Linked DNA regions of Homo sapiens: region 2 is linked to region 1. Evidence: chromatin loops called from intact Hi-C (ENCODE). Cell type or tissue: HepG2. All regions are shown on one strand. Links, peaks and the distances in the headings refer to the core of each region. The heading gives the core; the rest is flanking DNA.

Region 1 (16,236 bases), core at 3,968-11,967:
TGATTCAACAGGTTGAAAACACTTTTATTGTAGAATCTATGAAGAGCATTTTCAAAGACCTTTGAGGCCCATAATGAAAAATCAATTATCCTGTGATAAAAACTAGAAAGAAGATATCTGTCCAAATGCTTTGCAATGTTTGGATTCATCTCACAGAGTTAAACCACTGTTTTAATTCAGCAATTTGGAAACACTCTTTTTGTTGAATCTACGAATGGGAATTTCTGAGACCTTTGAGGCATATTGTAAAAAAGCGAATATCCCTCACACACAAAACTAGAAAACAGCTATCTGTGAGAACGACTGGCAGTGTCTGGATTCATCTCACAGAGTTAAATATTTGTTATCATTCAGCAGGCTAGAAACACGTTTTTTGTAAATCTAAGGAAAGACATTTTGAACCCCTGAGGCCTATAGTGAGAAACAGAATATCCCATGATAAAAACTACAAACAAGTTATCTGCGAAAATGCTTTGTGATATGTGAAATAATGTCACATATTTAAAACTTTGTTTTAATTCAGCAGTTTGGAAACACTGTTTTTGTAGATTCTACATAAAAACATTTCAGAGCCCATTGAGGCCTATAGTGAAAGACCAAATATCCCATGAAAGAAACTAGAAGCAAGCTATCTGTGAAAAAGATTTGCAATGTGTGGATCCAACTCACAGAGTTAAAACTTTCTTCTGATTCGGCAGAATCTGAACATTCAGTTCAATCAGAATTTAAACACTCCTTTTCTAGAATGTACGAAGAAACATTTCAGAGCCCATTGAAACCTATAGTGAAAACCCTAATATCTCATGATAAAAAATGGAAACAACCTATCTGTAAAAATGCTTTGGGATGTGTGGATTCATCTTCCAGAGTTAAATATTTGTTTTGATTCAGCAGAATGGAAACACTCTTTATGTAGAATTTATGAAGGGCCATTTCAGAGCCCATTGAGACCTGCAGTGAAAGATCAAATATCTCCCCCCACCCAAAAAAAAAAAAAAACAAGAAAAAAGCTATCTGTGAAAATGCTTTGCCATTGTGGATTCATGCCACAGAGTTAAACCAGTGTTTTAAATATGCAGGTTGGAAACATTCTTTTTGCAGAATCTACAAAGAAATATTTCAAAGCCCATTGAAGCCTATAGTGAAAAACAAAACATGTGGAGAAAAAAACTACAAACAAGCTATCTGTGAAAATGCTTTCCAATGTGTGGATTCATATCATGGAGTTAAACCTTTCTTTTGATTAAGCAGGTTGAAAGCAGTCTGTTTTTAGAATCTATGAGAAGACATTTTAGTGCCCATTGAGTCCTATGGTGAAAAACTGAATATCCTGTGATAAAAATAAGAAACAGGCTATCTGTGAAAATGCTTTGCAATGCATAGATTTAACTCCACAGAGTTAAACCTTTGTTTTGATTTAGCTGGTTGGAAACACTCTTTTTGTGGAATCTACAAAGGGACAATATGGAGCCCCTGGAGAAGTATTTGGAAAAAGCGAGTATCCTACAATGAAAAGTAGAAAGAAGATATCTGTGAAAATGTTTTGCAATGTGTGGATCTATCTCACAGAGTTAAACCTTTGTTTTGATTCAGCAGGCTGGAAACCCTCTTTTTGCAGATTGTACAAAAGGACATTACAAAGCTCATTGAGACCTATAGTGAAAAGTTAAATATCCCACAGTGAAAACTAGAAACAAGCTATCTGTGAAAAGGTCTTGTGATTTGGGGAATCATCTCTCAGAGTTCAACATATGTTATTTTTTCAGCATGTTGAAAACACTATTTTTGTAGAATATATGAAGGGACATTTCGGAGCCCATGGAGAAGTACATTAAAACACTGAATATCCTGCAATAAAAACTACAAACCAGCTATCTGTGAAAATGCTTTGCATTGTGTGGATTCCTTCCACAGAATCAAACATTTGTTTTGATTCAGCAGGTTGGAAACACTCTTTTTGTAGAATCTACTAAGGGCCATTTCAGAGTCCATTGAGGACTACTACAGTGAAAGACCGAATATCCCATGATAAAAACTAGAAACAAGCTATCTGTGAAAATGCTTTGCAGTGTGCAGATTCATCTCAAAGAGTTAAACAACTGTTTTAATTTGGCAGACTTTAAAATCTCTTTTTGCACAATCTACGAAGAAACATTTCAAAACCCATTGAAACCTACAGTGAAAAACAAAATACGAGGAGATATAAACTACAAACAAGCTATCTGTGAAAATCCTTTGGGATGTGTGTATTCACATCACAGAGTTAAACCTTTGTTTTGATTAAGCAAGTTGGAAACAGTCAGTTTGTAGAATCTAGGAGAAGACATTTTGGTGCCCATTGAGGCCTATAGTGAAAAATGAAATATCCCACAATAAAAACAAAACAAACAAACAAACAAAACCAAGCTATCTGTGAAAATATTTTGCTATGTGTGGATTCACCTCACTGAGTTAAATCTTTATTTTGATTCAGCACTTTGAAAACCCTCTTTTTGTACAATCTGTGAGAGTCATTTGGGAGCCTATTGAGGTCTATAGTGAAAAACCAAGTATCTCATGATAAAAGCTAGAAACTAGCAATCTGTGAAAGTGCTTTGCAATGTATGGATATATCTCACAGATTTAAACACTTATTTTGATTCAGTAGGTCGGAAACACTCTTTTTGTAAAATCTACATAGGGACATTTCAGAGTACATGAAAGACATTAGTGAAAAACTGAAAATCCCATGACAAAAACTAGTAAAAATCTATCTGTGAAAATACTTTGTGATGTGTCAATTCATATCACAGAGTTAAACCTTGTTTTAATTCAGCAGGTTGAAACACTGTTTTTGTAGAAACTAAAATGGCAAATTTCAGAGAAAATTAAGGCCTAAAGTTAAAAATGTTATATCTCAAGATAAAAACTAGAAACAAGCTATATATGAGAATGCTTTGTGATGTGTGGATTCAACTCACAGGGTTAAACCTTTGTTTTTATTCAGCAGGTTGTAAATGCTTTCTTTGTAGTCTATGAAGGGACATTTCAGAGTCCATCAAGAAGTATATGAAAAAACTGAACATCCTGCAATGAAAACTAGACACAAGCTATCTGTGAAAATTCCTTCCTATGTGTGGATTCCTCTCACAGTATAAAACCTTTGTTTTTATTCAGCAGACCAAAATCATTCTTTTTGTAGAATGTACAAAGGGACATTTTGGAGCCCATTGTGCCCTGTCATGAAAAACTGAGTATCACGTGATAAAAACTAGAAACAAGCCAACTGTGAAAATGTTTTATGATCTGTTATTTTATGTCACAGAGTTAAACCTTTGTTTTTATTCAGCAGGTTGAAAACACTCTTTTTGTAGACTCTATGAGGGGACATTTCAGAGCCTATTGAGGTCTCCAGTGAAAAATCAAATATCCCGTGATAAAAACCAGAAACAAGCTATCTGTGAAAATGCTTTGAGATGTGTAGATTTATAGATTTATCTCACAGAATTAAAGGTTTGATTTATCAGGTTGCAACACTCTATTTGTAGAATCTACGAGGGGACATTTCAGAGACCATTGAGGCCTACACTGAAAAAACTGAATATCCCATGATAAAAATCAGATATAAGCTATTAGTAAAAATGCTTTGCAATGTGTGGACTTATCTCACAAAGTTAAACCATTGTTTTGATTTAGCAGGTGAGAAACACTCTATGTAGAATCTAAGAAGACACATTTCAGAGCCCATTGAGGCCTAAAGTAAAACATCAAATATCCCACAATAAAAAATAGAAACAAGCTATATTGGAAAATGATTTGTGATGTGTAGATTCATTTCAGAGAATTAAACCTTTGCTTTGATTGAGCAGGATTGAAGCACTCTTTTTGTAGAATCTACAAAGGGACACTTTGAAGCCCATTGAGGCCTATAGTCAAAAACCAATTATCCCATGATAAAAACTAGAAAAAAGCCATCAGTGAAAATGCCTTGTGATGTGTGGATTTCTCCCACAGAGTTATACCTTTGTCTTGATTCAGTCAGTTGGATACAGTCTTTTCATAGAATCTATGAAGGGACATTTCAGAGCCCATGGAGGAATATATTGAAAAACTGAATATCTCGTGACGTAAAGTAAAAACAAGTTATTTGTGAAAATGTTTTGTGATGTGTCGATTCATCTCACAGTGTTAAGCCTTTATTTTTATACAGCATTTTGGAAACACTCTTTTAGTAGAATCTAAGAGGGGACATTTCTGAGCACTTTGAGGCCTATTGTAAAATATACAATATTCTGCGATCAAAAGTAGAAACAAGCTATCTGTGAAAATGCTTGCAATGTGTGGATTCACCTCAAAGAGTTAAAGTTTTGTTTTGGTTCAGCAGGTTAGAAACATTCTTTTTGTAGAACCTACAAAGGGCATTTCTGAGCCCAGTGAAGACTATAGTGAAAAACCGAATATTCCACGATAAAAACTAGAAAAAAAATCTGTGAAAATGCTTTGCGATATTTGAATTTATCTCACAACATTAAATATTTGTTTTGATTCAACAGTTTGGAAACTGCTTTTTTTTTTGTACAATTTATGAGGATGTATTTCAAAGCCCATTGAGGCTTATAGTGAAAAACCGAATATTCTGAGATAAAAACTATATGAAGCTGTCTCTGAAAATGATTTATGATTGGTGATTTCATCTCACAGAATTAAACCATTCTTTTGACTCAGCAGGATGGAAACACTCTTTTGGTAAAATCTTCAATAGGACATTTCAGAGCAAATTGATGCCTACAGTGAAAAACCGAATATCCAGCAATAATGTGCAGATTCATCTTACAAAGTTAAACCTTTATTTTGCTTCAGATGCTTGAAAACTCACTGTTTGTAGAATCTATGAGGGTATAATTTGAAGCCAATATAAGCCTGTAGTGAAAAACCAATATCGCACAATAAAAGTAAAAAAAGCTATTGGCCAGGTGTGGTGGCTCACGCCTGTAATCCCAGGACTTTGGGAGGCTGAGGCAGGCAGATCACAAGGTCAGGAGATCGAGACCATCCTGGCTAACATGGTGAAACCCCGTCTCTACTGAAAACACAAAAAATTGGCCAGGCCTGGTGGCGGGCACCTGTAGTCCCAGCTACTTGGGAGGCTGAGGCAGGAGAATGGCGTGAACCCAGGAAGCCGAGATCAGGCCACTGCACTCCAGCCTGGGTGACTGAGTGAGACTCTATCTAAAAAAAAAAAAAAAAAAAAAAAAAAAACTACCTGTGAAAATACTTTGTGATGTGTGGATTTATCTCAAAAAGTTAAACGTTGTTTTGATTCAGCAGGTTAAAACACTCTTTTTGTGAAATCTACAGAGGAATCTTTCAAAGCCCATTGAAGCCTATAGTGAAAAATCAATATCCCGAGATAAAAACTAGAAACAAGCTATCAGGGAAAATGCTTTGCAATGTGAAGATTTATCTCACAGAGATAAACCTTTATTTACATACAGCAGGTTGGGGGACACTCTTTTTGTAGAATTAAGAAGTTACAATTAAGCCTCCATTGAAGCCTATAGTGAAAAACCCAATATCCAGTGATGAACCCTAGAAACAAGCTATTTGTGAAAATTCTTTGTGATGTGTGATTTCATATCAAAGAGTTAAACCTTTATTTTTGTTCAGAAAAATGAAAAACTTTTTTTGTAGAATCTGCAAAGAGACATTTCTGAGACCATTGAGGCCAATAGTAAAGAATCAAATGTCTCATCATAAAAGCTAGAAACAAGCTATTTGTGTGCTTTCCAATGTGTAGATTCATTTCACAGAGTTAAACCTTTGCTTTTATACAGGGAATTGGGCACACTTTTATAGAACCTATGAATGGACATTTCAGAGTTCATTGAGGCCTATACTGAAAAACCAAATATCCTGTGATAAAAATTAGGAAAAAACTGTCTGTGAAAATGCTTTGTGAGGTTTGGAGTCATCTCACAGATTTAAGCTGTAGTTTTGATTCAGCAGGTAGGAAACACTTGTTTTTGAAAATCTACTATGAGACATTTCTGAGCCCGATGAGGCATATAGTGAAAAACCGAATATCATGCTTTAAAACTAGAAACAAGTGATCTGAAATATGCTTTGTGATGTGTGGATTCCTCTAAAAGAGTACACATTTGCTTTGATTCAGCANNNNNNNNNNNNNNNNNNNNNNNNNNNNNNNNNNNNNNNNNNNNNNNNNNNNNNNNNNNNNNNNNNNNNNNNNNNNNNNNNNNNNNNNNNNNNTCCCCAGAGTGTGATGTTCCCCTTCCTGTGTCCAGGTGTTCTCATTGTTCAATTCCCACCTATGAGTGAGAATATGCGGTGTTTGTTTTTTTGTCTTGCGATAGTTTACTGAGAATGATGATTTCCAATTTCATCCATGTCCCTACAAAGGACATGAACTGGGTATATACCCAAAGGACTACAAATCATGCTGCTATAAAGACACATGCACATGTATGTTTATTGCGGCACTATTCACAATAGAAAAGACATGGAACCAACCCAAATATCCAACAGTGATAGACTAGATTAAGAAAATGTGGCACATATACACCATGGAATACTATGCAGCCATAAAACACTCTTGTTATTAATCTACAAAGGGATATTTTGGAGTGCTTGAGGCCTTTTGTGAAAAACCAAATATCCCACAATAAAAATTAGAAACAAGCCATCTGTGAAGATGCTTTGTGATGCCTGGATTTATCTCACAGAGTTAAACCTTCCTTTTTATTCCATAGGTTGGAAACACTCATTTTGTACAATCTACAAAGGGACATTTCAGAGCTCGTTGAGGCTAATATTGGAAAATCTAATATCCTGTGATAAATACTATAAAGAAGCTGTTTCTGAAAATACTTTGTGATGTGTGATTTTATGTCAAAAGTTGAACTTTTCTTTTGATTCATCAGTTTGGAAACTGTTTTTGTAGAATCTACAAGGGGAGATTTCATAACCCATTGAAGCACACAGTGAAAAATCAAATATCTCTTGATAAAAACTCAAAGCAACCTATCTGTAAAAATGTTTTGCAATGGGTAGATTCATCTTACAAAGTTAAACCTGTGTTTTCCTTCAGCAGGTTGGAAACTCTTTGGTTGTTCAATCTACAAGGCAACAATTCATAGTCCATTGAGGCATTTAGTGAAAAACCAATAATCCATGGTAAAAATTAGAAAAAAGCTATGGGTGAAAATGCTTTGAGATGTGTGGTTTCATCTCACAAAGTTAAAACTTTGTTTTGATTCAACAGGTTGGAAACACTCTTTTTGTAGAATCTACAAAGGGACATTTCAGAGCCCATTGATGCTTACAGTGAAAAACCAAATACCCCAGGATAAAAACTAGAAACAGGCTATCTGTGAAAAAGCTTTGCATATCATCTCACAGAATTGAACATTTGTTTTGATTCAGCAGGTTGGAAATATTCTTTTTGTAGAATCTACAAGGGGAACTTTGGGAGCAAATTGAGGCCTATAGCATGAAATCGAATATTCTGCAATAAAAACTAGAGAAAATCTATCTATAAAAATGGTTTGTGATGTGTGGGTTCATCTCACAAAGTTAAATCTTTGTTTTCATTCAGCATGTTGGAAACCCCTTTTTATAGAACTTATGAGGGGGCATTTCATCGCCCATGGAGGCCTATAGTGAAAAACTGAATATTATATGATAGAAACTATAGAAGCTATATGTGAAAATGCTTTGCAATTTACGGTTTCATCTCATACAGCTTAAACTTTCTTTTGATTCAGCTAAGTTGGAAACACTCTTTTTGTAGAATGTATGAAGGGACATTTTGGATCCCACTGAGGCCTATAGTGAAAAGCTGAATAATTCATGATAAAAACTAGAAGAAAGCTATCTGTGAAATTGCTTTGCAATGTGGGGATTTATTTCACAGAGTTAAACTTTTGTTTCTACACAGTAGGTTCAAAACTCTCTTTTAGTAGAAGCTAAGAGGGGACAATTTAGAGCCCTTTGAGGCTTATAGGGAACAATTCAAAGTTTTGTGATTAAAAACTAGATAGAAACTATCTGTAAAAATGTTTGGTGATGTGAAAATTCATCTCACAGTGTTAAACATTTGTTTTGATTCAGTACGTTGGCAAAAATTTTTGTAGACTGTACAAAGGGACATTTTGGAGACCACTGAGACCAATATTGAAAAAATGAACATCTTGCTATAAAACTAGAAAAGTTCTTGGTGAAAACGCTTTCTGATGTGTGAATTCATCTCACAGATGTAAACCTTTGTTTTCATTCAGCCAGTTGGAAACACGCTTTTTATAGAGTTCAGGAGGGGATATTTCAGAGCCCATTGAAGCCTCTATTTGAATACTGAATATTCCTAGTGACATATGGTGTTGAGCATCTTTTCAGAGGTCTAAGAAATGTGCCAGGTATGGTGACACACGCTTGTGGTCCCAGCTACTCAGGAAGCTGAGGTGGGAGGGTTACTTGAGCCCTGGAGGTTGGGGCTGCATTGAGCCATGATTGTACCACTGCACTCCAGCCTGAGTGACAGAGCTAAAACCTGTCTAAAAAGATAAATAAGACCTGGTGCGATGGCTCATGCCAGTAATCTAAGCACTTTGGGAGGGCAAGTTGGGTGGATCATGAGGTCAGCAGATTAAGACCATCCTGGCTAACACGGTGAAACCCCATCTCTACTAAAAATACAAAAAATTAACCGGGTATGGTGGGACGTGCCTGTAATTCCAGCTACTCAGGAGGCTGAGGCAGCAGAATCACTTGAACCTGGGAGGCAGAGGTTGCAGTAAGCCAAGATCGTGCTGTTGCACTCCAACCTGGGCAACAGAGTGAGACTCCATCTCAAAAAATAAATTAAAAAATAATAATTAACAAATAAATAATTGACTTAATTTTTAGAACAGTTGTAGGTGTACAGAAAAATAGACCAGAAAGGATATTGATCTCTAATATCTGCCTCACACCACAGTACATACACTTTCTCTATTATCATGTTGTTAGTGTGGTACATTTGTTAAGCTTGATGAGCCAACATTGATATTATTAAGTTCATGGCTTATATTAAGATTCACTCTTTGTGTTCTACCATTTATGGGCTTTGACAAATGCTTAAGCAATATATCCACCATTATAGGGTCACACAGAAAAGTTTCACTGCCCTAAAAATCTTCTGTGTTCGACCTAGTCATCCTTCCCTCTGCTCAAGCCTCTGGCAACCACTGAACTTTTTATAATGCCATCTGCCTAGTTTTGCCTTTTCTAGTATTCCATATAATTGGAACTCTACACTATGTGGCCTTTTTGCATTGGCTTCTCTCACTTAGAAATATGTGTTTAAGATTCCTCCATGTCTTGTCATGCCTTGGTAGTTCATTTCTTTTTATTCCTGAAGAATATTCCATTGTATGAATGTTTCACAGTTAGTTTATCTGTTTCCCTATTGTAGGATATCTTGGTTACTTCCAATCTTTGTTGGTTATGTATAAGCTGCTATAAACATTCATGTGCAGAATTTGAGTGGATATAAGTTTTCAAGTCAGTTGAGTATATACCAAAGAATGCAATTGCCAGATCATATGGTAAGCATATGTTTAGTTCTGCAGGAATTTGCAAAACTGCCTTCCACAGTGGCTTTACCATTTTGCATTCCCAGAAGCGATCAATGAGAGTTCCTGTTGTTCCATATCCTCAGCAGCATTTGGTGGTCTCAGTGTTTGGATTTGAGCCAGTCTAATAGATGTGTAGTGGTATCTCATCATTGTTTTAATTTGAATTCCCTAGTGACATATGGTGTTAAGCATCTTTTCAGATGCTTATTTTTGCTATCTATATAGCAAAGGGCAGATACAAATGGTGGACTGCAGGGAAAGAGCTTGCTATGATGATAGGAAGCTGCAGGCAGAGATGATCTCAGGGTTAACTGGGCATCAACTGTGCCTTCTCCTGTCACATAAAATGTGATCTACCTGAGTTTTGACTGGAAGCACAGAATATCTGGTTGTTCATAAATATTTCTTACTGAAGCTTGAGGTTTATGTATGTTATGATCAAAAGATGATATCACCCCAATATATAAGCAGGTTGGGGTACAACAGGGAATGATTGTCACAGATGTTGAGAGTCTACATTGAATGGATGGTGTCACTGGCTTCCCATATATTTCTCATTATGGACTTTAACTTTTCATTTGCCACATGAAAGGCCACTGAGATAAGCTAAATCATATTTTTCTCTTGGGGATCTCTGTTACTGAGAAATTTTTGCATTCTGGGCTACACTGGGTTCATAATCTGACTATATATATATCGTGTGTATGTTTGTTCCCTCCCTAAAATGCTCAGTTCAGCTGCAGGTCTAGAGACAAATACTACTAGGTTTCCATTTTAGAGAGTTGAAGATCTGAGGTCTGGAGAAGTTAGTGTGTAGAAAGTTATATTTAACAAGTGGCAAGACCATGTGGCCAGGTCAGATAAGCTGCCTTCAGATTTTACTCTTAAACTTCTACTGGATAATGTCTTTTTTTAATAGAAAAGAAAAGAGTGAACTTAGATTTTTTTTCAAAATCATGGACTGTAAGAGTTCTTTCAAGATATGATGGAAAGCAATAATTGTCCCATTTTACATTACCTATAATTATTGCTCACCAGAAATTGATTATCGATGCAGCAACCTTTTACATTCCTCACTGCTTTACTATGCATGAGGGGGCTTCACTGTAAATAAGAGGTCCAAGATTCAGAAATATCTTTAACTTGCAATGCTTGGTCACATGTATCCATCTGAAAAATATTTTGCTCATTAGCCATATGGAGTCATATGGCAGACTACAGCCAGAGACACAAAATGTGGAAAGAAGAAAGGGCTATCAGAAGTCCCGTGTCTCCTTACATTTTGTATTTCTATTCATATGCATCTAGAATCATAAGGAATTTGAGCAAATGGGAAATGCAAAGTCCTAATCAAAGCATACCCACATTTCAGTTATCTGCATTATTGCACATTTAAATTTATAATGCATACATAGGATACAATTCAATAGGTATAAAAATGTTAAGTAACCTTTTCTCTCATGCACCCCAGTCACTCAGTAGCTCACTTTACAGTCAACATTTTAATTTTGTTGGGCATACTTTCATAAATTTTCTCTCTATCTGTCTCTGTCTCTGTCTCTCTCTCTCTCTCTCTCTCTCTCTCTCTCTCTCTCTCTCTATATATATATATATATATATATATATATATATACACATTTTTTTTTTGAGGTGGAGTCTCGGCCTGTCACCCAGGCTGGAGTGCAATGGTGAGATCTCATCTCACTGCAACATCTGCCTCCTATGTTCAAGCAATTCAACTGCCTGAGTAGCTAAGATTACAGTGTGTGCCACCACACTCGGCTAATTTTTTGTGTGTGTTTTTAGTGGAGACGGGGTTTCACCGTGTTGGCCAAACTCCTGACCTCGTGATCCGCCCGCCTCAGCCTCCCAAAGTTTTGGGATTACCAGTGTGAACTACCACACCTGGGCATTTTTTTCTCTTTAAAATAAATTTTATTGTATATATTTAAGCTACACATATGGTGTTATAGAATACATATACATAGTAAAAATTCATTACTATAGTGAAGCAAATTACCATATCTATCACAGATACACACATTTTTTCTTGTGGCAAGGGAAGGTAAAATCTTATTTAGCATGAATCCCATATACAGTACAATTTTATTACCTATAGTCCTCATGTTGTATATAGATGTATAGGATTGTTCATCTGACATATCTGCTACTGTGTATCTCTGACCCACATGTCCTTATTTCCTCCCTTCCTCTCTACCTGATAACTACTCTGTTGTTCTCTATTTTTATTTTTTTTAGGCAGAGTCTCACTGTGTTACCTCCCAAAAGTGCTGAGATTATAGGCGTGAGCCACCGCACTTGGTTGCTTTCACCATTTCAGATAGAACTTGGAGAAGAACCTGAGGAAAAACATGACTTTAAAATTTGGATGAATGGAGAAATCTCTTTCCATTCACCTTCCTTTCCTCTATTTCATTCTTATTGTGAAATATGCAAACAAAGATAGGGATACATCAGTTATTAAATAAACATCTGTGTGATACCTATCCAGGTGAAGAACTAGAGCACTATCACCACCAAGAAGTCCTCTGTTTGCCCCTAACTGATCCTAAAGTCTTCCTTCCCTTGTTAGTAACAGATATAACAGATACCCACATTACCTGTGGATGTCTGCGTTTCTCTCCTTGGTTCTCTTTATAATTTTATTATTTATTTTTTTCTTTCTTTTCTTTTCTTTTCTTTTCTTTTTTTTTTTTTTTTTTAGAGATGGAGCCTTGCTCTGTCACCCAGGCTGGAGTGTAGTGGCATGATCTTGACTCATTGCAACCTCCAACTCCCGGATTCAAGTGATTCTCATGCCTAAACCTCCCGAATAGCTGGGATTACAGGCATGGGCTATATGCCACCACGCCTGGCTAATTTTTGTATTTTTAGTAGAGACGGGGTTTTACATGTTGGTCAGGCTGGTCTCGAACTCCTGACCTCAGTGCCTGGCCTTATTATGCATTTTTTAGAAGCCTAAAGTCAAGTCTGGTTTTGCCTGGTTTTTCTCTTACATAATTGGAGTAAAAGTCTGTATCCTGCTGCCTCTGGCTCCTTTTACCCAATATTAAGTATTTAATATTTACACTTAGCATTGTTTCTGCATTCTATTAAAACAGTACACCAGCCAGGCACGATGGCTCATGTCTATAATCCCAGCACTTTGGGAGGCCGAGGCAGGCAGATCACTTGAGTTCAGGAGTTCCAGACCACCCTAGCCAACATGGTGAAACCCCATCTCTACTAAAACTACAAAAATTAGGCCATGCAGTGGCTAATGCCTGTCATCTCAGCACTTTGAGAGGCCGAGGCAGGCAGATCATGAGGTCAGGAGATCGAGACCATGCTGGCGAACATGGTGAAACCAAATCTCTACTAAAAATACAAAAAAATTAGCTGGGCGTGGTGGCATGTGCCTGTAGTCCCAGCTACTCAGGAGGCTGAGGCTGAAGAATCACTTGAATCTGGGAGGTGGAGGTTGCAGTGAGCCGAGTTTGCACCACTGCACTCCAGCCTGGGTGACAGAACTAGACTCTGTTAAAAAAAAAAAAAAAAAAAAAGGCCGGGCGTGGTGGTGGGTGCCTGTAATCCCAATTACTCGGGAGGCTGAGGCAGGAGAATCAGTTGAACTTGGGAGGTGGTGGAGGTTGCAGTGAGCCAAGATTACACCCTGTACTCCAACCTGGACAACAGAGTGAGACTCAGTATCAAAAAAAAAAAAAAAAAAAAAAAAGGCTGGGCGTGGTGGCTCCCACCTGTAATCCCAGCACTTTGGGAGGCTGAGACAGGTGGATTACCTCAGGTCAGGAGCTTGAGACCAGCCTTACCAACAAGGTGGAACCCTGTCTCTACCAATAATACAAAAATTTGCTGGGAGTGGCGGCACCCATCAGTAAGACCAGCTACTCAGGAGGCTGAGACAGGAGAATTACTTGAACCTGAGAGGCAGAGAATGCAGTGAGCCGAGATCGCTCCCTTTACTCCAACCTGGGGTCCTGAGCAAGACCCCATCTTAAAAATAAAAATAAAAATAAAAATAAAAATAAAAATACAGTACACCAGTGTGTAACCCTTCATTGTTGGTAGACATGTGGGTTGTGTTCATTTTTGCCAGTTACAAATGATGCTGTTGTGAACATTTGTGTATTTCTATTTGTTTACCATTAGTGTGTATAGTGTGTATAGTGAACAGTATAAAACAAGAGGTGAAACCATAGGTTACAGGGGAAACATATCTTCCATTTTACTAGCTATTATTGGTTTCATCCCAATGTTAACACACCAACTGACAGTCTTACAATGTCTGATACTTCCCAAATCTTCGCATTCTTCTTGATACTTAATTTTGTCAAAATTTTAATTTGAGTCTTTTGGTGGGTATGTGGAAATGATTGTGATATTAATTTACTAGGCCTTTTCTTCTCTGTAACTAGCCCTGTCAAGATATATGTGTGGTGTGGGAGGGGTAGGAGCCCCCAGAGGTAGCATGGGCTCTGGAAACCTTAATCATTCTATGTGAAAAACTTGGTGGGGCAGAGATTTTTTTTTTTTTTTTTTTTTTGAGAGAGAGTTTTGCTCTTGTTGCCCAAGCTGGAGTGCAATGGCGTGATCGCAGCTCATTGCAACCTCCGCCTCCCAGGTTCAAGTGATTCTCCTGCCTCAGCCTCCCAAGTAGTTGGGATTAGAGGTATGTGCCACCACAACAAGCTACTTTTTTGTGTTTAGTAGAGATGGGGTTTCACCATGTTTGTCAGGTTGGTGTTGAACTCCTGACGTCAAGTGATCCACCCACCTCAGCCTCCCAAAGTGCTCAGATTACAGGCATGCACCACTGCCCCTGCCCTGTTTTCATTTTATTAATTGGCTGATTCATTCACACACATAATTATCAAGTCAAATCTCACTGTTTCCTTAGCATTTATCTTCAGTTTAGCTTAGAAAATCTATTCCTATTTTAAAACATATACAATTATTTGAGTGTGGTGGCACATGCCTGTAATCCCAGCTACTTGGGAGGCTGAGGCAGGAGTATCACTTGAACCTGGGAAACTGAGGTTGCAGTCAGTCAAAATCGCCCCACTACACTCCAGCCTGGATGACAGAGTGAGACTCCATCTCAAAAAACCAAACAAGAAGGTTTTCTCCAGATCATTTTTACATTTAATTATTCAGTCTGTTTTGACTATACCTTAAAGAATTCAGTAAATATAACTTCAATCCTACACACTATTAGTCAATGTACCTAACACAATTTATTGAATAAACCAGTCCATTCCCAACATCATTCTACTAAAAATACAAAAAACAGTAACCAGGCAGGTGGCAGGCACCTGTAGTCCCAGCTACTCAGGATGCTGAGGCAGGAGAATGGTGTGAACCCAGGAGGTGGAGCTTGCAGTGAACCTACATCACACCACTGCACTCCAGCCTGGGCAACAGAGCAAGACTCCATCTCAAAAAAAAAAAAAAAGTAATTATATTTCCCAACGTAAATGAATAGAGCCATTAAGGAAAATAACATGGAGATTCATCAGAAATTAAAAATAGAATTACTATATGTTCCAGCAATCCCACCTGTGTGTGTATAGCGAAAGGAATTGAAATCAGCATACTGAAGAGATAACTGCACTACCATATTCACTGCAGCATTATCCATAATAGCTAAGATATGAAAGTAACCTAGGAGGCCAGCATAGGATGAATGGATAAAGAAAATATGATACACACACACACACACACACACACACACACACATAAAGGAACACTATGCACTCTTCATTTTATTTATTTTATTTTATTTTGAGATGTAGTTTCGCTCTTGTTGCCCAGGCTGGAGTGCAATGTTGTGATCATGGCTCACTGCAACCTCCACCTCCTGGGTTCAAGTGATTCTCCTACCTCATCCTCCCCAGCAGCTGGGATTACAGGCATGCACCACGTAGCCTGGCTAATTTTCTACTTTTAGTAGAGATGGGGTTTCTCCATGTTGGTCAGGGTGGTCTCGAACTCCTGACCTCAGGTGATCTACCCGCCTCAGCCTCCCAAAGTGCTAGGATTACAGACATGAGCCACCATGCCCGATCTTACTATTTACTCTTTTTTTTTTTCCTTTGAGATGGAGTTTCCGTCTTTTTGCCCAGGCTGCAGTGCAATGGTGCGATCTCAGCTCACTGCAACCTCCGCCTCCTGGGTTCAAACGATTCTCCTGTCTCAGCCTCCCAAGTAGATGGGATTACAGGTGCCCACCACCACACCCAACTAATTTTTGTATTTTTAGTAAAGAGGGGGTTTCACAATGTTGCTCAGGCTTGTCTCGAACTTCTGAGCTTGAGTGATCCACCCGTCTCAGCCTCTGAAAGTGCTGGAATTGCAGGCATGAGCCACAGCACCCAGCCAAAAACACAGATTAATGTATTAATAGTCTGAAGTACTGTAAAATACTGCTGAGAATACAGATCACTAATATCATCATCATAGAGCACAAAACAAGTTCTGGTATTATTAAGAAAATCATAGCTCTGACTAAAACATACATGGAAAACACATTCTATTAGAAATTAAATTATACTAATACTATTGACAATCACTTTTATAGCTGTCACTGTAAACTCAAAGACAAGAAATA
Region 2 (12,868 bases), core at 3,955-11,954, 690 kb after region 1:
GCTGAATCAAAAAAAGTTTTATCTCTGATAGATGAATTCCCACATCATAAAACATTTTCACAGATATTTTGTTTCTAGATTTTATCACAGGATATTAGATTTTTCTCTATAGGCCTCAATGGGCTCAGAAATGTTCCTTCCCAGATTCTACAAAAAGAGTGTTTCCAACCTGCTGAATCAAAATAAAGGTTTATCTCTGTCAGACGAATGAACACATCACAAAGCATTTTCAGAGATAACTTCTTTCAAGTTTTTATGATAAGATATTTGGTTTTCCACTGCAGGCCTCAATTGGCTTCAAAATATTCCTCTGAATGTTCTTCAAAAAGATTGTTTTCGACTTGCTGTAATAAAACAAAGGTTTAACTTTGTGACAGATAGCTTGTTTCCTGTTTTTATAGCAGAATATTTGGTTTTACAACTATAGGCCTCTATGGGCTGTGAAATGTCACTTCATAGATTCTAAAAAAGAGTTTTTCCAACCTGCTGAATCAAAACAATTTTAACTCTCAGTTGAATCCACACAACACAAAGGATTTTCACTGATAGATTTTTCTAGTTTTTATCAAGGAATATTTGTTTTTTATTGTAGTTCTCAATGGGCCTTGAAATGTCTTTTAACACATTCCAGAATTAGACTGTCTGCAACCTGCAGAATAAAAACAAAGGTTTAACTCTGGGAGAAGCATCTGTACATCACAAAGCATTTTCACAGATAGCTTATAACTAGTTTTCATTGTGGGACATTCGATTTTTTAAAAGAGACCTCAATGGGCTATAAAATGTCCCTTTGTAGATTCTCCATAAATAGTGCTTCCAATCTGCTAAATCAAAACAAAGCTTTAACCTTGTGATATGAATCCACTCATTGCAAAGCATTTTCACATAAAACTTTTTCTAGTTTTCATCATGGGACATTTGTATTTTTGCTACAGTCCTCAATGGGCTCCAAAGTGTCTCTTCATAGGTTCTACTAAAAAAAAGTATTTCCAACCCGCCTTCCATAGATTTTCCAGGAACAGTGTTTTCAACCTCCTGAATCAAAACAAAGATTTAACTCTGTGTGATGAATCCAGACATCAGAAAGCTTTTTCACAGATAGCTTTTTTCTAGTTTTTATCATGGGATATTGGTTTTTCACTACCTGCCAATATGGGCTCCAAATTGACCTCTCATATATTCTACAAGCAGAGAGTTTCCAACCTGCTGATGCAATACAAGGGTTTAACTTTGTATGATAAAACTACACATCACAAAGCATTTTTACAGATACCTTGTTTCTAGCTTTTATCACAATATATTCTGTTTTTCACTACAGGCCTCAATTTGCTCTGAAATGTCCTGTCGTATATTCTACAATAAGAATGTTTCCAACCTGCTGAATAAAAAGAAAGATTTAACTCTATAAGTTGAAATCACACATCTCAAAGCATTTTCAGAGACAGCTTCTTTATAGTGTTTATTAGGATTTTAGGTTTTTCACTACAAGCCTCAATCAATGGGCTTTGAAATATCTCCTCATCAATTGTACAAAAAGAGAGTTTCCAACCTACTAAATCAAAACAAAGGTTTAACATTGTGAGACAAATCCACAAATTGCAAAGCATTTTTACAGATAACTTGTTTCTAGTTTTTATCACGGGATATTTGATTTTTCACTATAGGCCTCAGGGGGCTAAGAAAAGTCCCCTCTTTGATTCTACAAAATGAATGTTTCCAAACTGCTAAGTTTCCAACCTGCTGAATCAAAACTAACATTCAACTCCATTAGATGAATCCACACATCTCAAAGCATTTTCACAGATAGCTAGTTTCTAGTTTTCATCGTGGGATATTCAGTTTTTTACTACAGGCCTCATTGGGTTTGAAATGTACCCTTGCAGATTCTAGAAAAATAGTGTTTCCAAAGCGCTAAGTCAAAATAAAGGTTAAACTCTGTGAGATGAAACCACACATTGCAAAAGATTTTTACAGATAGCTTGTTCTAGTTTTTATCATGGCATATGTGGTTTTTCACTATAGGCCTCAATGAGCTCCAAAATGTCCCTTCTTTTATTCTACAAAAAGAATGTTTCCAACCTGCCCAATCAAAACAAGGTTTAACTCTGTGAGATGATTCTACACATTGCAAAACATTTTCTCACATACCTTGTTTCTAGTTTTTATCCTGGGATATTTGGTTTTTAGTATAGGCCTCTATGGGCTCCAAAATATCCCTTCATAGATATTACAAAAAGAGTATTTTCAACCTTCTGAACCAAAACAAGGGTTTAACTTTGCGAGATGAATCCACATATCTCAAAGCATTTTCACAGATAATTTGTTGTCAGTTTTTATCAGGGATATTCATTTCTTTATAATAGGCCTCAAGGACTCAGAAATTTCTTATTTTAAATTCTACTAAAAGAGTGTTTCCAACCTGCTGTATATAAACATAGGTATAACTCTATGAGATAAATCCACACATCACAAACATTTTCACAGATAGCTTGTTTCTAGCTTTTATCACAAGATATTCAGTTTTCACTATAGGCCTCTGTGGGCTCTGAAATGTTCCTTTGTAGATTCCACAAAAAAGTGTTTGAAACCTGCAGAATAAAAACAAAAGTCTAACTCTGTGAGATGAATCCACACATCACAGAGCATTTTCACTAATAATTTCTTGCTAGTTTCTATGGTGGGATATTTAGTTTCTCAATATACTCATCCATGGGCTTCAAAATATCCCTTCATTGATTCTTAAAAAAGAGTGTTTCCAAACTGCTAAGTCAAAACAAATGTTTAACTCTGAGGGATAACCCACGCATCACAAAGCATTTTCACAGATAGTCACTGGAACGCTGGCCTTTCTGGAAAAGCCACCTTTTTGGTACCCCTCCCCTCATGGCCGTGGCAGTGGCACAGTGCTGTATCCTGCCTGGGCTTTGGCCTCTGCTTTGTCCTGCCTCTTGCTCTGTCTCCCCTGTTTCTGAGGGGCCTAGATGCCTCTCGCTCTCGCTGAATGTCTTCAACAATGATCACAACCCAGTCCGTCAGGTAGACACTTACTGGAGATCCCTGTCGTGATCGTTTATCTCTTTCAACCTGTTTCTGCTTGATGGGGCAGGATAGACGACCCTGGAGCTCTTGGCTTCCATACTTCTCTCAGACAGGGAAGCTTCCTTCCTCTCCGTGTTTCACCTCATGGGTGGGTGGATTGCCTGGAATGAGCGCTAGTCGACCGTGACAGACCTTGTCTTCTAGGACAGGTGGTGTCGCATTTCCTCTGCACTTCATGTCTCATTCGTGAGAGACATCCTCTCCTCTGCTCCTGGGTGGACTGAGTCTCTGGATCTTTTGACCATAACGAATGTCGGGGAAAGGAACCAAAGGGACTGGGCTGGGGCTGGGGCTGGGTCTGCGGCTGGTTGCAGGGGAGGTTGGGTCAGGGCTACCTGGGCCATGGAGGGTTGGGGGTGGGGTGAATTTTGCCAAAACCTCTTTAATCCTCTGGCAGGCATTTCAAAATGTGGCTTGGACTAAGGCACAGGCACCCTCCTCGTTCCCAGGTGTTCTTTGATTTTCCTTGGCATTGATGGAAAGGTCACTCATTCCCCCCTTCGACCGGGCACATTCCTGGACACCATTGTTGGTTTCGCCATCACAATGTATGCCTCCGGTGACACACATTCACACCATCTGCTGTGGGATACACCAGTGCCACGCGTGGTCACATGGTCTCCATCTCGGATTCACCCCTGATCCTCTTTCTACCAGTCCCATAAAGCGCGGTCGGCTTTCCGGAGCCCCAGGGCTTTTAGAAGCGGGGCAGGCCACTGCTCTTTCAAAGGAGGAAGGAAGCAGAGGGCTGATGGATCAGTGAAAGTGCAGCTGACACTAGGCCTTGAGACTTATGGGATTATTCTGTGCTGCAGCGAGGCCCTACGGCCTCACCAGATGTAGTGAGCCCATCCTATCTCATTCAGCAGGCCAAAATGGATCTGAAGGGGAGTCCTGAGAACACAGCAAGCCTCCTGAAGCTCCCGCTCCATCGGTGGAAGTCGGCTCAAGGAGGTCCTGAGGACAGGACTCCTGGGGCTTTTGCCCTGGGACAATATACCCGGGGCCCCTCTCCCACGCTGCCTCAAATTGGACCCCGGATGCAGCCGACTCCGCGGCTGCAGCAGGAGCCTCGCTGCCACCCCGCAGCGCTGCCATTATTTAAAGGGGACGCAGCCTGACTGCCAGGAGCGGAGCGCGAGTCCGCCCAGCCAATGCTCCTGGGCGAGGCGCGAGTGGCTTTTCCCATCACAGTGGTTCCACGGTTGTCTTAGAAACCAGTCCCCGAGGCTTAGAAAAGCAGGAGCCCTCCGCGGCAGTCCATGGGTGTCAGGGTTCTGAGGCTCCGGCCTGACCTCTCCACGGGGTCGACGGGAACGTCTCCAGATGCCAGGAGTCGCAAAGCGCCAAACAGGATGAGGAAACCCCAGGCGGAGTCCGGGAAAAGCAGCACAGCATCCCAGCCTCAGGCCTGCCCGGACCGTGTTGGTTGGGTTGACTCTCCCCAAAAGTCGTGCCGCCATCCGTGATCTCTAAGACAGGTCGGCCTGCGTGCCCCTGGGCTGCTCTCTCATCCGAGGGTCGTTCTCGTCGAGAGTAGAATCCCGCAGTCTCAGGGGTTACCTGGGGGTGTGTATTTCAATACTTCTGCTGGATGACTCTGTGTGTGAGTCTGTGTGTGTATGTGTGTGTGTGAGCCTGTGTGTGTCTGTGTGTGTGTCTCCCATTCTCTCTTCTCTCTCTGTCTCTCAGTCTCTGTGTGTTTCTTTCCCACTCTCTGTGGGTTTGTGTGTGTGTGCCCTTGTGCGTGTGTGTCTTTGGCTGAATGTGCCCTGTGCACCACACAGCGGTTTCTCGCATGGCGGCCTGTCTTTGTTGAGCCTCTTTCTGCGTCTCTGCCTGGGTCATGAGGCCGGTTGTCAATCATTTTCGCCCCCGCAGATCTGCTTTGGGTGGGTGAAAGCCTGGCCCACGTGAGGAGATGCTTCGGTCCCGGAGCAATTGAAGTCTCATCCCCATCCTGAGTGGCCTCTTTTCTAGGATCAAGATGAACCCACTGCAGACGAGGACAAGAGCCCCAACAGGAGCTCTTTGTCCCACAGGAGAGCAGCGGACCCACGTCAGAGAAGATGCTTGTGTCTTTTCATGGCTCTTCTCTGAGAAATGAAGCCACACCACGATACAGTCAGCAAGAGGAAGCCAGGAATGAGAGATGGCAACAATCCCTGTCCCTGGAACGCTGGCCTCCCTGCACAAGCCACCCTTTAGGAACCCCACCCCTTATGCCTGTGACGGTGGCAAGGTGCTGTATCCTGCCTGGGCTCCGGCCTCTGCTCTGTCCTCCCTCTTGCTCTGCCTCCCCTGTTTCTCAGGGGCCTGGATGCCTCTCGCTCTGGCCAAATGCCTTCAACAAAGATGACTTCCCACTCCGTCAGGGAGACACTTCCTGGAGACCCGTGTCGTGATTGTTTCTCTTTCAAAAAGTATTTCCGCTTGATTGGGTAGGTCTAATGACCCGGGAGCTCTTGGCTTCCATAGGTGTCTCAGGCAGGGAAGCTTCCTTCTTCTCCACATTTCCCCTCATGGGTGGGTGGATTGCCTAGAATGAGCTCTAGGCGACCGTGACTGGCCTTGTCTTCCACGACAGGTGGTGTCGCATTTCCTCTGCACTTCCTGTCTCATTCTTGAGGGACATCCTCTCCTCTGCTCCTGGGTGGACTGACTCCCTTGATCTTCTGGCCAAAACGAATGTCAGGGAACCAAAGGGACTGGGCTAGGGCTGGGGGCTGGGACTGGGGCTGGGGCTGGGTGCAGCCGATGTTGCGTCAGGGCTACCGGGTTGGTGGAGGATTGGGGTTGTTGCGAATTTTGCAGAAACCTCTTTGCTCCTCCGGTAGGCATTTGAAAACGTGGCTTGGCTCAGGCACAGGCAGCACCCCGACCCACGGGGTCACAGGTGTTCTTTGATTTTCCTTGGCATTGATGGAAAGGTCACCTGTTTCCCCCTTCCACCTGCACATGCCTGGACAGCACCCTTTGTTTCGCCATCGCCCTGTATGCCTCCGGTGACACACATTAACACCAACTGCTGTGGGATAGGCCAGTGCCACGCGTGGTCACATGGTCTCCACCTAGGATTCGCCTCTGTTCCTCTTTGCAGTTGACCTGTAAAGCGCGGTCGGCTTTCCGGATCCCCAGGGCTTTTAGAAGCGGGGCAGGCCACTGCTCTTTCAAAGGAGGAGGGAGGCAGAGGGCTGATGGATCAGTGAATTTGCAGCTGACACCAGGCCTTGAGACCTACGGGATCATTCTGTGCTACAGCGAGGCCCTGTCTGCCTCACCAGATGTGGTGAGCCCATCCTATCTCACTGGGAGGGGGCCAAAATCGGATCTCAACGGGAGTCCGGAGAACACAGCAGGCGTCCTGAAGCTCCCCCTCCCTCAGTGGAAGTCGGCTCAAGGAGGTCCTGAGGACAGGACTCCTGGGGGTTTGGGCCTGGGACAGGACGAGACACCCGCGGCCCCCTCTCCCACGCCACCCCAAACAGGACCCAGGATCCAGCCGCCGCCGCGGCGGCAGCAGGAGCATCGCGGCCGCCGCGCGGCAGTGGCGATATTTAAAGGGGACGCAGCCTATCTCTCAGGAGTGGAGCGCAAATCGTCTCACCCAATGCGCATGCGCGAGGCGCGAGCGGCTTCTCCCGTCACAGTGGTTCCCACGGTTGTCTTAGAAACCAGTCTCCGAGGCTTGGCGAAGCAGGAGCCCTCCCTGGCGTGCTTGGGTTTCGGGGATCTGAGGCTCCGGCCTAACAACTTCACGGGGTCGACGGGAATGTCTCCAGATGCCAGGAGTCGCAAAGGGCCGACCACCATGAGGAAAGCCCAGCGGAGACGGGGGAAGCAGCACAGGAACCCAGCCTCAGGCCTGCCCGGATGGTGTTGGTTGGGGTGAGTCTCCCCAGAATTCGTGCCTCGGTCCGTGATCTCTAGGACAGTTCGGCCTGCATGCCCCTGGGCTGCTCTCTCGCCCGAGGGTCGTTCTCATCGAGAGCAGAACCCCATAGCCTCAGGGATTGCCTGGAGGTGTGTTTTTCAATGCCCTCCTCCTTTGAAAGAGCAGTGGCCTGCCCCACTTCTAAAAGCCCTGGGGCTCCGGTAAGCCGACAGGGCTTTACAGGACACCTGCAAAGAGGAACAGGAGCAAACCCGAGGCAGAGACCATGTGACTACGCGTGGCCCTGGCCTATCCCACAGCAGTTGGTGTTAACGTGTGTCACCGGAGGCATACGGGGCGACGGCGAAACAAAGGGTGTTGTCCAGGCGTGTGCCGGTGGAAGGGGAAAACAGGTGACATTTCCATCAATGCCAAGGAAAATCGAAAACACCTGGGACCCGAGGGGTGTGGGGGGGGCCTGTGACTGACCCAAGCCACGTTTTCGAATGCCTACCGGAGGAGCAAAGAGGTTTCTGCAAAATTCGCCCCAACCCCAACCCTCCAAGGCCCTGGCAGCCCTGACGCAACTTCGGCTGCACAGAGCCCCAGCCCCAGCCCCCAGCCCTAGACCAGTCCCTTTGTTTCCCTTACATTCGTTTCGGCCAGAAGATCAAGGGGTTCAGTCCACCCAGGAGCAGAGGAGAGGATGTCCCTCAAGAATGAGACAGGAAGTGCAGAGGAAATGCGACACCACCTGTCGTGGAAGACAAGGCCAGTCACGGTCGCCTAGCGCTCATTCTAGGTAATCCACCCACCCATGAGGGGAAACGTGGAGAAGACACCTGCCTGAGACACCTATGGAAGCCAAGTGTTCCCGGGCCATGAGACCTGCCCAATCAAGCAGAAACACATTTGGAGAGACAAACAATCACGACACGGGTCTCCAGGAAGTGTCTCCCTGACGGAGTGGGAAGTCATCTTAGTTGAAGGCATTTGGCCAGAGCGAGAGGCATCCAGGTCCCTGAGAAACAGGGGAGGCAGAGCAAGAGGGAGGACAGAGCAGAGGCCGGAGCCCAGGCAGGATACAGCACCTTGCCACCGTCACAGGCATAAGGGGTGGGGTTCCTAAAGGGTGGCTTGTGCAGGGAGGCCAGCGTTCCAGGGACAGGGATTGTTGCCATCTCTCATTCCTGGCTTCCTCTTGCTGACTGTATCGTGGTGTGGCTTCATTTCTCAGAGAAGAGCCGCGAAAAGACTCAAACATCTTCTCTGACGTGGGTCCGCTGATCTCCTGTGGGACAAAGAGCTCCTGTGGGGCTCTTGTCCTCATCTGCAGTGTGTTCCTCTTGATGCTAGAAAAGAGGACGCTCAGGATGGGGACGAGACAGCAATTGCTCCAAGACCGACGCATCTTCTCACGTGGGCCAGGCTTTCACGCAGCCAAAGCAGATCCGCGGGGGCGAAAACGATTGACAACCGGCCTCATGACCCAGGCAGAGACACAGAAAGAGGTTCAACAAAGACAGGCCGCCATGCAAGAGACAGCTCTGTGGTTCACAGGGCATATTCAGCCAAAGACACACAAGCACACGGGCACACACACACAAACCCACAGAGAGTGGGAAAGAAACACACAGAGACTGAGAGACAGAGAGAGAAGGGAGAATGGGAGACACACACACACACAAACAAAGGGTCATACAGCAGAGGCATTGAAACACACACCACCAGGCAACCCCTGAGGCTGCGGGGTTCTGCTGTCAACCAGAACGACCCTCGGGTGAAAGAGCAGCCCAGGGGCACGCAGGCCAACCGGTCCTCGAGATCACGGACGGCGGCACGACATTTGGGGAGACTCACTCCAACCAACACCGTCCGGGCAGGCCTGAGGCTGGGAGCCCCTGCTGCTTCCCCCGTCTCCGCCTGGGGGAGCCCACCACCTACCCACCCTCCATTCACCTCCCCTCCTTAAGGCTCACTAAGCTCTATTTACCTTTTGTAACTCCATCCCTCCGTAAGTACACAACTCTCCTAGCTGGTTTCCTAGAGGGCAGATACAGTGTTTCCAGTTGGCCCTCTGCAGATATCTATGAACAAGTCTCTCCCAGCCCCTACATATAAATATGTGTGTTCTAGACAGACGGGCCTAAGTCCCAATGTAAACACATCACAAGATAATTACACCTTATATGCATACAGATCTCTCTATAGAGTTATATTTGAAAGTGTCTATAACTCTAGAGAGAGATTGCAGCATGCACATATAGGACTGTAATTACTTATATGTATTTTTATAACTATGTAGTTATAAATAGATATGCCTATATATAGTGATAATAATATAGCAATATCTCCATAGCCATATATGGCTCTAAATGAATGCTCTAACTACTCTATTTCACAATCAATAAGTATATATCTTCTGATACATAATTCTAACAATATACGTTTTTATCTATATAGCTGTTCAGAGATATAAATCTGTCAGGATATCAAATGTACATAAAGCTGGATGGCTGTAAGAGAGTCGTATATTTTCCCATATATAAATCTGCTCCTATAACTACTGTATATGCACAAATACAATGGAAATAGTTATATTTCCCTCAAACATAAATCTGTAAATACAACCACAGCACATTTAGGTACGGTTAGACATAGAGCAATATTTCCTAGATATCAGTCTGTCAATAGAGCCACAGTGTCTCCAAACAGAGAGTTATAGAGGGAGTTATAAATAAACTCTCCAGATGTGAACGGATCAGTAGAACTAGATGTAAACATGACTCCAAGCCGTTCTTTCTTCTTCTTCTTCTTTGTAAGATATTCCTGAAGCAAGCCCAGTCATATAACAGGGTGCAAAGGTGTCTGGGTACTGGTATTTTTCCCCCCAAGGAGGGTCGGAAGTCGCTGGACTTTGGGAAACTGAGCAGGAGTGGGTAGGGGACAGTGCCCGCTCCCAACGCAATCCAGAAGCCCCTTCCGTCTGTCTCCTGGTGGCTGAGAGCTCGGGCAAGTGGAGAGGCCTAAGGGAGAAAAATGAAAAAGCAGAGTCTGGCTTGAGTCGTTTGGCCCTTCTGCCTAAAACCCTCTCAACAGGGAAGCCCCGACCAGGCGTCGGAGCGGAGAGAGCCCACGAGGCACAGAGGTTGGGAGAAAGGGTCTGCAGGCCGGGCTTCGGAGGCCTAGCGGAGTCGCCAGCCGGTGCCTGACCGCCCGGCGCCCCATCGCCCAGGGCCGCTGCCTCGCCGCAGGCCTGAACACAAAACCTGGGCCCTAGCCCTGCGCCCTGTGCTCAGCACTTCCACTGGTCTTATTTTATTGCTGTTTGTCCAATTAGGTATCGCAGCGTCCTCCACCAGGTGTTGTTTTCAAATGTGAGGGCACCCAGAGCTTTCTGAATGCGTGTCTGTGTGTGTGTGTGTGTGTGTGTGTGTGTGTGTGTGTGTGTGTGTGTGTGCTGGCTTTAAATAAGTGACTCAGTGGATAGTGTATTTCTCTTTTCAGACCAAATGTGTCACTGGCTACTGGAAAAGAATCCAGACCTCTGAAAGGGTTCGTGACAAATTTTTTAGAAGTTCTCACGCTCATTTGTTACGATGATTTTCTTTTCTTTTTTCTCTTTTAAAAAAGTTGGCTAATTTGTGCTTCTATATTCCTCTTTAATTTTATTTTTATTGGGGGTACAAATGTTTTTAAAGGAGGGATTTTGTTAGACCCGAAACTGTGGGGTGGCTTCCTCTCTAGCAAACTTATTATCTCTACGCCTGTGATTCCCATCACCGCCAAGAAAACAAACTAATTAAACGACCAGAAAACTGTACCTGGAGAAAATGAGGTAGAAGTTGCAGGATCCGGGACCGCGGTCTTTGCTTGCTTCATGAAAAATCGGCTAGTCTCCAAACTCGCGAAGGAATATTCAAGGTGCCTCAACTCCTCCTTTTAAATTTTTTAATAAAGAGCCTAGACAGGGAACTTTCCCTGGGCCTGCCAGAGCCCCAGCCTCGCTCTCCCAACTTCCCAGCGGCCATAAGTGTTTTTCTGCTTCCGTTCGGGCCCCCCGTCTTCCCGGGCATCTCTGAGCTCCTGCCGGATCAAGGCTGTGGTCATCACCTCATTCATCTCTGCCGCTTGGCCTGAGCCTGCACATTTGGCCTCATTCTTAAAACAGAGGCTCCTGGAGAGTCCCAAAAGCCACTAACCATTCCCATATGTGGGATCCCTTCTCTGATCACACAAAGCAGAAGCCTGAGAAAAAAAGCAATAAAGAGTGGTCTCTGGCTCTCCTTCCCCTCTTCCGTCCCTTGTCTGGGAAAGGGGTTCCCAACCCCAGCCCCACCAAGAGCATATTAAGATTTCTTCCTCCCTTCCTTTCCTATCTCCCCCTCAGATGCTGTGATCCTGACTCCTTCTGTCTCCACCTCAAAATATTTCCTCTTGCATTTTATTGTTATTCTGTTATGGAGGGACTGTTAACTACTGTTTTATTATTATTATTCATTATTTATTGTTATTATGATTGTTGTTAGAGATTTGTTCACCACTGTTCAGGGGACAGCAGCCTGGCCCAGGGGGAAGCCTGCCTCTCCCTCTCTGTCTCTCTCTCTTTCTCACACGCACATACACACACACACACCCTAACACAGTGCACACTCATGCATATATGCTCACAAATGCCTGCTGTGTTCAGGCCCCTGCACAGCAATCCGAAGAGGCAGGCATCCTACCGCAGCACTCAAACAACACACTGCCCACGCACACCAGCATTCAGGCAGAACACCACCCCCAGACCAACGCCAAAACCCACACGCACCGAGCTTGCAAGGAAAGGAAAATACATAAAGAATCCCTTCTCTCCACAACCTGGAGGGGCGAGTCAGGCCTCTGTCTCTTCCCCCCAGTCGCTTTCGCTTTCTCTTTTTTTTTTTCTCCTTGTTTACAGCTTCAGAGAGCTCAAGGCACATAAATCTTGAGGGTTCTACAGAGCGCAGAGCACATTTGTATGCATCGTTAGGACTCGCTAATACCTAAGCCCATTAAGGAGCGTGTATGCGCGTGGTTTCCGGTGTGTATTAACTTATAGTTAAATTCTGGAGGAAAGGGCATTGTGAATTAACATATACCAAATCCATCATGGGCTTTTGTCATATCAGATTAGTCAGTCATGGGTTTGGGGGAGCAACTTGCCTGGGTTGGTGTGTACCCACCCTTCAAACTTTGTGGAGCAGGCCCAGGGGTCTTGGGAAACACGAAGGCATTCCTATCCAGCCCCAGTCATTCGGATCCCCCAGGCCTAGCGGCCGCACACCTGCGAGATGGCGGAGGGACTGCAGACCCGGGTGCGGGAGGCCAGCGCCGGCGAAGAGAGGCGGGGGAGGGAGGCCCCTCCAGCGTCCTGCTGGGGTTGAGTTGGGGCGGCTCGTCCCATGGCCGCTGGGTCGTCTGGTTTCCGCTTTCCGAAAGAAATGAGAGGAGAGGCAAGTGGAGACGCTGAACTTTAATTTAACCATAGAGAAGACAGTGGGGGGAGGGGGAAAAAAGATCGGAGAAGGAGGAGGAGGCGGCCGAGAGATCGAGGAAAGGAAGTCCTGGCGGCTCGGGGGAACTTGGAGATCTCTCCAAGGGGCTGAAAGCTGGAAGTTGTATGAAGATGTTCCTTTCCCACATCCCAGCTACTCCGCCCCAGTCGAAGAGACTAATTCCGGCCCTCTTATAAAAATAAGAAAGAAAAGGTAAAGAAAAAGAAAATCTAATTATGTGGCATGTTTCAGCCAGGTGTTCCTGGTTCCAATGACTCAGACCCTATTGGAGCCCCGGGGATCTGGATAATTGGGCATGCATAGACAGTGATGAAGGATGCCATTTCTAAAAGGAGGAAGGGGAGAGGAAAGTCCA

Evidence for each region. Hi-C counts contacts between places; a loop is a spot of excess contacts. Peaks named below come from ENCODE experiments on the same cell type or tissue, not always from the same donor. Only the 100,000 strongest peaks of a DNase experiment are listed, where the experiment ranks them.
Region 2: a loop joins it to region 1, with 9 times the contacts of the local background. A loop is called at or near these places in 3 of 110 quality-filtered maps.

What each region holds. Positions count from the first base shown.
Region 1 is chr20:29,586,492-29,602,727 of GRCh38, forward strand. No RefSeq gene overlaps it. Among named protein-coding and RNA genes, the nearest start is that of FAM242B, 46 kb to the left of the region's middle. In HepG2, for the core only: no CTCF peak of the experiment used is centred there; no DNase peak of the experiment used is centred there.
Region 2 is chr20:30,277,474-30,290,341 of GRCh38, forward strand. LINC01597 (long intergenic non-protein coding RNA 1597) reads right to left here and starts at 9,064. Exons shown (of 2, transcript NR_145432.2): 1 at 8,967-9,064; 2 at 1,433-4,662. LOC107985433 (putative uncharacterized protein LOC401522) reads right to left here and starts at 12,495. Exons shown (of 3, transcript NR_171672.1): 1 at 12,282-12,495; 2 at 10,798-10,912; 3 at 9,555-9,999. In HepG2, for the core only: a CTCF peak has its summit at 8,897 (motif pointing right); a DNase peak (open chromatin) is centred at 8,938.